Regions from separate parts of the Homo sapiens genome. Here all the other regions are linked to region 1. The links are chromatin loops, found by intact Hi-C in ENCODE. Cell type or tissue: dorsolateral prefrontal cortex. All regions are shown on one strand.

Region 1 (2,500 bases):
CCGACAAACGTGGTGAAACCCTGTCTCTACTAAAAGTACAAAAAATTAGTTGGGTGTGGTGGCACATGCCTGTAGTCCCAGCTACTCAGGAGGTTGAGGCAGGAGAATTGCTTGAACCCAGGAGACAGAGGTTGCAGTGAGCTGAGATCATGCCAGTGCACTCCAGCCTGGGCAACAAGAGCAAAACTCCATCTAAAAAAAAAAAGAACAAAAGCCTCATCCCCACCAGTAGCTGGGACTGTAGGCATGCCACCATGGCTGGCTAACTTTTTTTTTTTTTTGAGACAGAGTCTTGCTCTTTCACCTTGGCTGGAGTACAGTGGCACAATCTCAGTTCACTACAACCTCTGCCTCCCAGGTTCAAGCGACTCTCCTATCTCAGCCTCACAAGTAACTGGGATTACAGGCATGTGCCACCACACCTGACTAATTTTTGTATTTTTAATAGAAACGGGGTTTTGCCATGTTGGCCAGACTAGTCTCAAACTCCTGACGTCAGGTGATCCACCCACCTTGGCCTCCCAAAGTGCTGGGATTACAGGCAAGTGACACCACAACCCAGCTAAATTTTGTATTTTTAGTAGAGACAAGGTCTCACCATGTTGCCCAGGTTGGTCTTGAACTCCTGAGTTCAAGCAATCCTCCCGCCCTCCACCTCCAAAATGAGACTTTAAGAGGCAGGAGGCAGGAACAAAAACCAGAATCCTGAGTTCAAATTTCAGGTCTTTCACCTGCTCACAGTGTCACCTTGGGCATGTCTCTGAGCCTCAGTTTACCCATTAGGACAATAGGAACTGAGTTAGGGTTAGACGAGCCAATGTATCACATGGACTTGGCCCCATGCTTAGCAGATAATAAGCGCTCATTCTCTCCGCATCATGATTTATTCTGCAATGAGTTCCTTGCTAGGCTGCTCTGAGCCTTTCACCAAATGAGGCAGGATGTTAGGAGGGATGGTGGATATAAAATTCGGTCCCCACCTGTGGTGTTGGCGCGCCCTCTTGTGGGCAACGTGGCCATTGACCAGGGTCCCTGATCTCCAAGCCTCTACCCCGGAATGGGGGATGCTGGGAGGAGGGGCTTGGAGCGGGAACAGCCCCAGCCCCTGCCCATGGGGAGCCCCTAGACTGGCGGGGGGTCAGACCAGGACCCAGGCCACAGTGAGACAGGCAGTGAAGAGACTCTTGTCCCTGGTTTGGGATTGGGCAAAGGTACCTGGGTACCCCAAGAGTTGGTCTGCACACCCTCACCCTACAGACAAAGGTCCAGCTGCCTTTTTTTTTTTTTTTTTTTTTTGGGGAGACAGAGTCTTGTTGCTCTGTCACCCAGGCTTGAGTGCAGTGGTGCGATCTCGACTCACTGCCAGCTCCGCCTCCTGGGTTCACACCATTCTCCTGCCTCAGCTCAGCCTCCCAAATAGCTGGGGCTACAGGGGCCCGCCACCTCGCCCGGCTAATTTTTTGTATTTTCAGTAGATGCAATCCTGGCTCACTGCAACCTCCACCTCCAGGTTCAAGCAATTCACCTGCCTCAACCTCCCGAGTAGCTGGGATTACAGGTGCACGCCACCACACCCAGATGATTTTGTATTTTCAGTAGAGACAGTGTTTCACCATATTGGTCAGGCTGGTCTCGAACTTCTGACCTCACGTGATCCGCCCACCTCAGCCCCAAAGTTCTGGGATAACAGGCATGAGTCAGCTGCCTTTCTTATGTTTGGTCTAACGCAGCAGCCAGGCCACCCCTCCAGGGCCCCAGGGGATGAGGCCAGGAATAAGTGGAAAATCGAGTCCTGCCCCACGAGCCTTTCTGACTCTGGGCCTCCAAACCCTCTGATCAGATGGAAAAGAAAGACCAAGTCTTAGGCCGGGCGCGGTGGCTCACCGCTGGTAATCCCAGCCCTCTGGGAGGCCGAGGTGGGCAGATCACGAGGTCAGGAGATCGAGACCATCCTGGCTAACACAGTGAAACCCCGTCTCTACTAAAAAATACAAAAAATTAGCCGGGCGTAGTGGCGGGCGCCTGCAGTCCCAGCTACTCGGGAGGCTGAGGCAGGAGAATGGCGTGAACCCGGGAGGCGGAGCTTGCAGTGAGCCAAGATCGCGCCACTGCACTCCAGCCTGGGTGACAGTGCAATACTCTGTCTCAAAAAAAAAAAAAAAAAAAAGTCTTACACACCCTGCCATGTGCCAGCTGTGCTCTCTGAGCCTGTAACTTTGCCCCTCCGAGACTTGGTTATCCCACCGGCAGCATGTCTGCCCCCACACACAGGCAGTCCCATCTCTTCACCTGGGCTGATAGGCTCTGTCTCCTTTGCACCCAGATTCATTGGCCTGCCCCTGAGCCGGTGGCTGGGTGTGAGGGATCAGACCAGGAGGCAAGTGAAGCCCAACGCCACGCTGGAGAAACACTTCCTCACGGAAGGGCACAGGCCCAAGGAGGTGAGAGCCCCCCATGCCCTCCGACCCGCACTACTGCCCTGGGGGTGGGGCGTGGGGAT
Region 2 (2,500 bases), 250 kb before region 1:
CCGCCTCCGCCCCCTGAATTACTTCATTTGGTGGCATAGCCCCACCTGTCCCCCAAGCCACCTCTCTCTAGCCCTTGGACCTAATCAAGCACCATGTCCTGCCAGTTTGACATGTGAGATCTCTCACCGTCCTGCCACCTCTCTGCCACCATCCCTATTCAGATTCCTGTCACCTCCTGCTAGACCGACTCCTAAGTGGGATTGCAAACTCAGTGTCTCTAAACCCAGCTTCATCTTCTTCCTCCTAGTCACTCCCCTTCCTTGAGTCTGCCTGTTTCTGTTCATGGTGACATGAGTCTGGCCATCGAGCTGTTCAGGATTGTTCCCTCTCCTGTGATTCCTTCCCCTGACATAAACGTCTCACTCTTAAAAAAAATTTTTTTTTTTTTTAGAGATGGGATCTCGCTATGTTGCCCAGGCTGGTCTTGAACTCCTGGCCTTGAGCAATCTTCCACCTTGGCCTCCCAAGCTGTTGGGGTTACAGGTGTGAGCCACTACACCCAGCCACAGATGTCTGTTTGACAGGTACCTGGATCCAGTCGCTTCTGAGTAGTCTGCCAATCTTTCCTTTCCCTGGCACAGACAAAATATCAACCACGTGCCAGGCACAGAGCAAAGCATCAGGCATACAAAATATAGAAGCAGTCCCAGTCCTGACCCTCAAGCGGTTCAGCCATTACGGGGCCACCTCAGTACTGCAACAGCCTGTGACTGGTTTCTCCTTGTCTCCCCCCAGCCTCTCCACCAGGGTGAGCAGTGAACTAAAACTGCTCAGTAGCCACCCCTGGCCTACCTGCAGGGTAACAGCCAAGCCCTCTGCCCAGTGGACACCTGAGCACTCCTGCCACCACTACCCATCTCAGCCTTCTTGTCCCTAAAGAACCCACGTGGTTCTTTGAACACACGATGTTCTCTGAACACTGCGATGTTCCCACCTCCGGGCTTGGCTGTATCCTAAAAAGCCCCACCCTATTGTCTTTGCCTGGTTAGCTCCTCCCCACCGCTACTGCCTCCTCTCCTCCAGGAAGCATTCTGGGCTCTCCTGTGCCCACCCAGGTCCCTTTTCTGGGCTTCCACATCAGCCAGGGCATAATTCTCACAGCACTCATCAGAGTGGGCTGAGATGACCTACACACATCATGCACACTCTCCAGAGCCTAGCGGGGGCCCAGGACACAGCAGCGGAGCAGGGAGAGTCGTTCAGAGGAGGGAGCGAGCCTCACTTCCCTCCCACAGGCTGGCTTCCGTTGGTCTTCCCCTGACCCACAGCTCGGGTCGGCCGCACCGCCTCGCTACTGCCACCTAGGGGCGCCAGCCGGGCGCTGCGCTTCTCTCGCCATTCAGCCTTGAATTCGATTCAATAAACTGAATGGGATGGGAACACTAAGGAGGGAACAGTTGATTCCGGTGCGGGTGGAGGAAGAGTGGCAGTCAGACGAGGCTTCAAACGGCCAGTGAGCTCTGGGCTGAGCCATGGAGCATAAGCAAAGGATCTCCAGGTGGAAGAGATCTGTCTCCAGGTGGAGGCTGCAACAGGCAGGGAGGGTTAGAGTTTGGGGTCTACGTGCAGGGGCGGGGAGGGTTAGGGTGTGAAGGAACTGGCACTCCAAACTAAGGGCTTCTAGCTTTATCTTTTAAGCCACCAGAGAGGTCAAGAAAACGTGTCTTTTTTCTGCACAAAGATTTTAAATCAGAAGGGATACAATTAGATGTGCATTTACAGAACAGAACTCCTGCTGGAGTGTGGAAAGAGGGAAGAGATGGGAAGCGGAGAGTGAGAGAGGCAAGAAATTTTCATAAAGTTTTTTCATAATTCTCTCATTTCTTTTACTTGAAATAGCACCATGGGCTGGGCGCGGTGGCTCACACCTGTAATCCCAGGACTTTAGGAGGCCAAGGCGGGTGGATCACCTGAGGTCAGGAGTTCGAGACCAGCCTGCTCAACAAGGCGAAATCCCACCTCTACTAAAAATGCAAAAAATTAGCTGGACGTGGTGGCGGCTGCCTGTAATCCCAGCTACTTGGGAGGCTGAGGTTGCAGTGAGCTGAGATGGCACAACTGCACTCCAGCCTGGGCAACAAGGGTGAAACTGTCTCAAAAAAAAAAAAAAAAAAAGAAAAAGAAAAAAAAAAAAAAAGAAATAGCACCATGGTCCGGGCGCGGTGGCTCACGCCTGTAATCCCAGCACTTTGGGAGGCCGAGGCGGGCGGATCACAAGGTCAGGAGATCGAGACCATCCTGGCTAACACGGTGAAACCCCGTCTCTACTAAAAGTACAAAAAATTAGTCGGGCGTGGTAGCCGGCGCCTGTAGTCCCAGCTACTCGGGAGGCTGAGGCAGAAGAATGGCGTGAACCCGGGAGGCGGAGCTTGCAGTGAGCCGAGATCGCACCACTGCACTCCAGCCTGGGCGGCAGAGTGAGACTCCGTCTCAAAAAAAAAAAAAAAAAAGAAATAGCACCATGATCTCAGACTCAACACATCCAGACTGAAACTCTGT
Region 3 (2,500 bases), 280 kb before region 1:
CTCATTTCTGAGCTGCTGCTCAGAAGGAACACCTGAAAACACAACCCTGACAGATGCTGTTTTCTTTGAGTCTCTCACGACACGAATGACAGCTTAGTCAGTCTTGGAAACCTAAATGAAAATCGAACTTTAGGCAAATACGACTGAGAGCTGACGCTGGCCGGCTCGTAGGGAAGCTGGCTCCAAGCAGATGGCTTCATTCTGTTTCTAAAGACCCTGCGGCCCAGCGGAGAGAAGGCACGTGTGCAAGTGTGGCTTCCTCGTCTGGGGTTGTAGAGTGGCTTTCAAATGCAAACTGCCTGAGTGAAAGGAAGAAAGCTCTAGTAAGGGGGGCAGGAGGGATGCTGTTTAGCAGAGGGGGATATCAATTCACTCAATTATTTAATGGATGTATACTTTCTGAAGATGGCTCTGCATTTTTTGTTTTTTTCTTCCCCTAGTGTTTTTTATTTTTAATTTTTTTTTTAAGATGGAGTCTCGCTCTGTCGCCCAGGCTGGAGTACAATGGCACGATCTCAGCTCACTGCAACCTCCACCTCCCCGGTTCAAGTGATTCTCCTGCTTCAGCCTCCCGAGTAGGTGGGACTCCAGGCGCCTGCCACCATGCCTGGCTAATTTTTATTTTATTTTACTTTATTTATTTATTTAGAGATGGAGTTTCGCTCTTTTTGCCCAGGCTGGAGTGCAATGGTGCAATCTCGGCTCACTGCAACCTCCGCCTCCCAGGTTCAAACGATACTCCTGCCTCAGCCTCCCCAGTAGCTGGGATTACAGGTGCCTGCCACCATGCCTGGCTAAGTTTTTGTATTTTTAGTGGAGACGGGGTTTCACCATGTTGGCCAGGATGGTCTCGACCTCTCGACCTCGTGATCCGCCCACCTTGGCCTCCCAAAGTGCTGGGATTACAGGCATAAGCCACCGTGCCCGGCCTATTTTTAGTACAGATGGGGTTTGCCATGTTGGCCAGGCAGGTCTCGAACTGCTGACCTCAGGTGATCCACCCACCTTGGCCTCCCAAAATGCTGGGATTACAGGCGTGAGCCACGGCCCCCGGCCCCCTTGTGTTTTTTAGAATTTAACAGCAGAGTCCAAGAAACGGCATAATCTCCAGATGAATACACTATAAAGTTCACAATTAAGGTGGATATAGAAGCGAAGGAATACAAAAAATTAAGCTCTGTCAGCTCAGGGTGGGATTTTTTTTCTCTTTTTTTAAAAAAAGAGTTGGGGGTCTCGCTATGTTGGCCAGGCTGTTCTGAACTCCTGGGCTCAAGCAATCCTCCCACCTTGGCCTCCCAAAGTATTAGGATTACAGGCGTGAGCCACCGCGCCCGGCCATCCTCATCTATTTAACACTAAAAAGCCCGTCACAGGAAGGCAAACTCCACACAGGCTGGCCTGCCACACACACTCTGTCTCCAGCAGAGGGAGCTACAGCCCTGGGATGGGAGCCTCACCTTCCCACCAATTCTGCATCCTGGGGTGGGAAGCAGAGCCGGGAGACCCTCCTGGCTCCCTTCTCTCTGCCTCCCTCACTGCTCTGCAAAGATGACAAAGGTTCCTTAGGCCACCTTGAGGTTCACAGCCGACCCTGGGGGCGCAATACTAAGGTGCCCCCAACACCCTGGGAGACACTATCTTGCAGAGGGAAAGGAAGCAATGCCCCCAGCAGCTGTGTGCAGAGGTGAGTTCCCCCTGCCTGTGGCCCGTGTGTGCCTGAGAGACTAGGGAAGGCCCCAAGAGAGTTGGGTGGCTGGAGGCATGTTCTCAGGCATTGGGGGCTCCAAGTGGAGCACAGGCTTCCCTCATCAGGGCCATACTGGACACAGACAGGCCGAGGCAGAGCAGTGCATGTGGGGTCTAGAGGAGGAGGGGAGTGGACTGTGGGCCAGTGAGGTTGGTTCCCCCGGCCCTGGGCCCTGCACAGCCAGCTCAGATGCCCCAGTGCAGAATGGGGGGCAATAAACCCACACACTGGCCCACTGACAGGATCATTCGCTCAGCTGGCACTTAAGTGAGAGGACTTCAGGGACCACAGGAGACTCTTCTGGTGCAGACCAGGGGAGTTTACACCGAGTAACTGGCATCCCCCGACCCTCTCCCCAGAGCAAAGGCAGAATGGCGGCGGCCGTGCGAGTGAGCCCTGTCCTTCGGCACTGCCCGGTGCCAGGGCGCGAGTCTGTGCTAGGCTACAGGAAGCTCCCAGGGCCCCCATGAAGTGCAAAGGGGCCCTTCCCCTCCTCGGGCCCCAGCGGGAACGAAGGCCGGCAGCGGCAGGGCCAGTGCATGCCAGGTGGGGTTCCTACAGCCGGAAAGGAGGAGGAAGAGAGACTGATAAGGCCGCCCACCCCAAAGCACGCAGCTCAGGGGACGCAGGACAATGTGCATGCCCCTCTAGCCTGCAGGCCAGGAAGGCCCCACCTGTGTGCACATGAAAGGCGAGGCTCTGGGCTGCTGGGGGAGTGCTGCTGTTCTCTCAAAAAGAGGTCACCTCAGAGCA

What was found. A loop is a pair of places that touch in the nucleus more often than their neighbours do. Peaks named below come from ENCODE experiments on the same cell type or tissue, not always from the same donor. Only the 100,000 strongest peaks of a DNase experiment are listed, where the experiment ranks them.
Region 2: a loop joins it to region 1, with 2.2 times the contacts of the local background. A loop is called at or near these places in 35 of 110 quality-filtered maps.
Region 3: it touches region 1 in a loop (2.1-fold over the local background); 26 of 110 quality-filtered maps call a loop at or near these places.

Annotation. Positions count from the first base shown.
Region 1 is chr19:8,252,176-8,254,675 of GRCh38, forward strand. CERS4 (ceramide synthase 4) reads left to right here. Exons shown (of 12, transcript NM_024552.3): 4 at 2,324-2,441. Among named protein-coding and RNA genes, the nearest start is that of CERS4, 44 kb to the left of the region's middle. In dorsolateral prefrontal cortex, CTCF peaks have their summits at 1,000 (motif pointing left) and 1,201; a DNase peak (open chromatin) is centred at 1,006; H3K27ac peaks cover 811 bases.
Region 2 is chr19:8,001,259-8,003,758 of GRCh38, forward strand. The region is part of intron 1 of ELAVL1 (ELAV like RNA binding protein 1); the gene reads right to left. Among named protein-coding and RNA genes, the nearest start is that of ELAVL1, 3.1 kb to the right of the region's middle. RefSeq lists enhancers at 462-1,073, 1,074-1,684 and a silencer at 657-706. In dorsolateral prefrontal cortex, CTCF peaks have their summits at 1,306 (motif pointing left) and 1,505; a DNase peak (open chromatin) is centred at 1,313; H3K4me3 peaks cover 1,079 bases; H3K27ac peaks cover 1,027 bases.
Region 3 is chr19:7,969,525-7,972,024 of GRCh38, forward strand. All of the region lies in intron 4 of ELAVL1 (ELAV like RNA binding protein 1), which reads right to left. Among named protein-coding and RNA genes, the nearest start is that of TIMM44, 27 kb to the left of the region's middle. RefSeq lists enhancers at 1-390, 1,612-1,721, 1,772-1,821. In dorsolateral prefrontal cortex, CTCF peaks have their summits at 1,431 (motif pointing right) and 1,636; a DNase peak (open chromatin) is centred at 1,425; H3K27ac peaks cover 1,058 bases.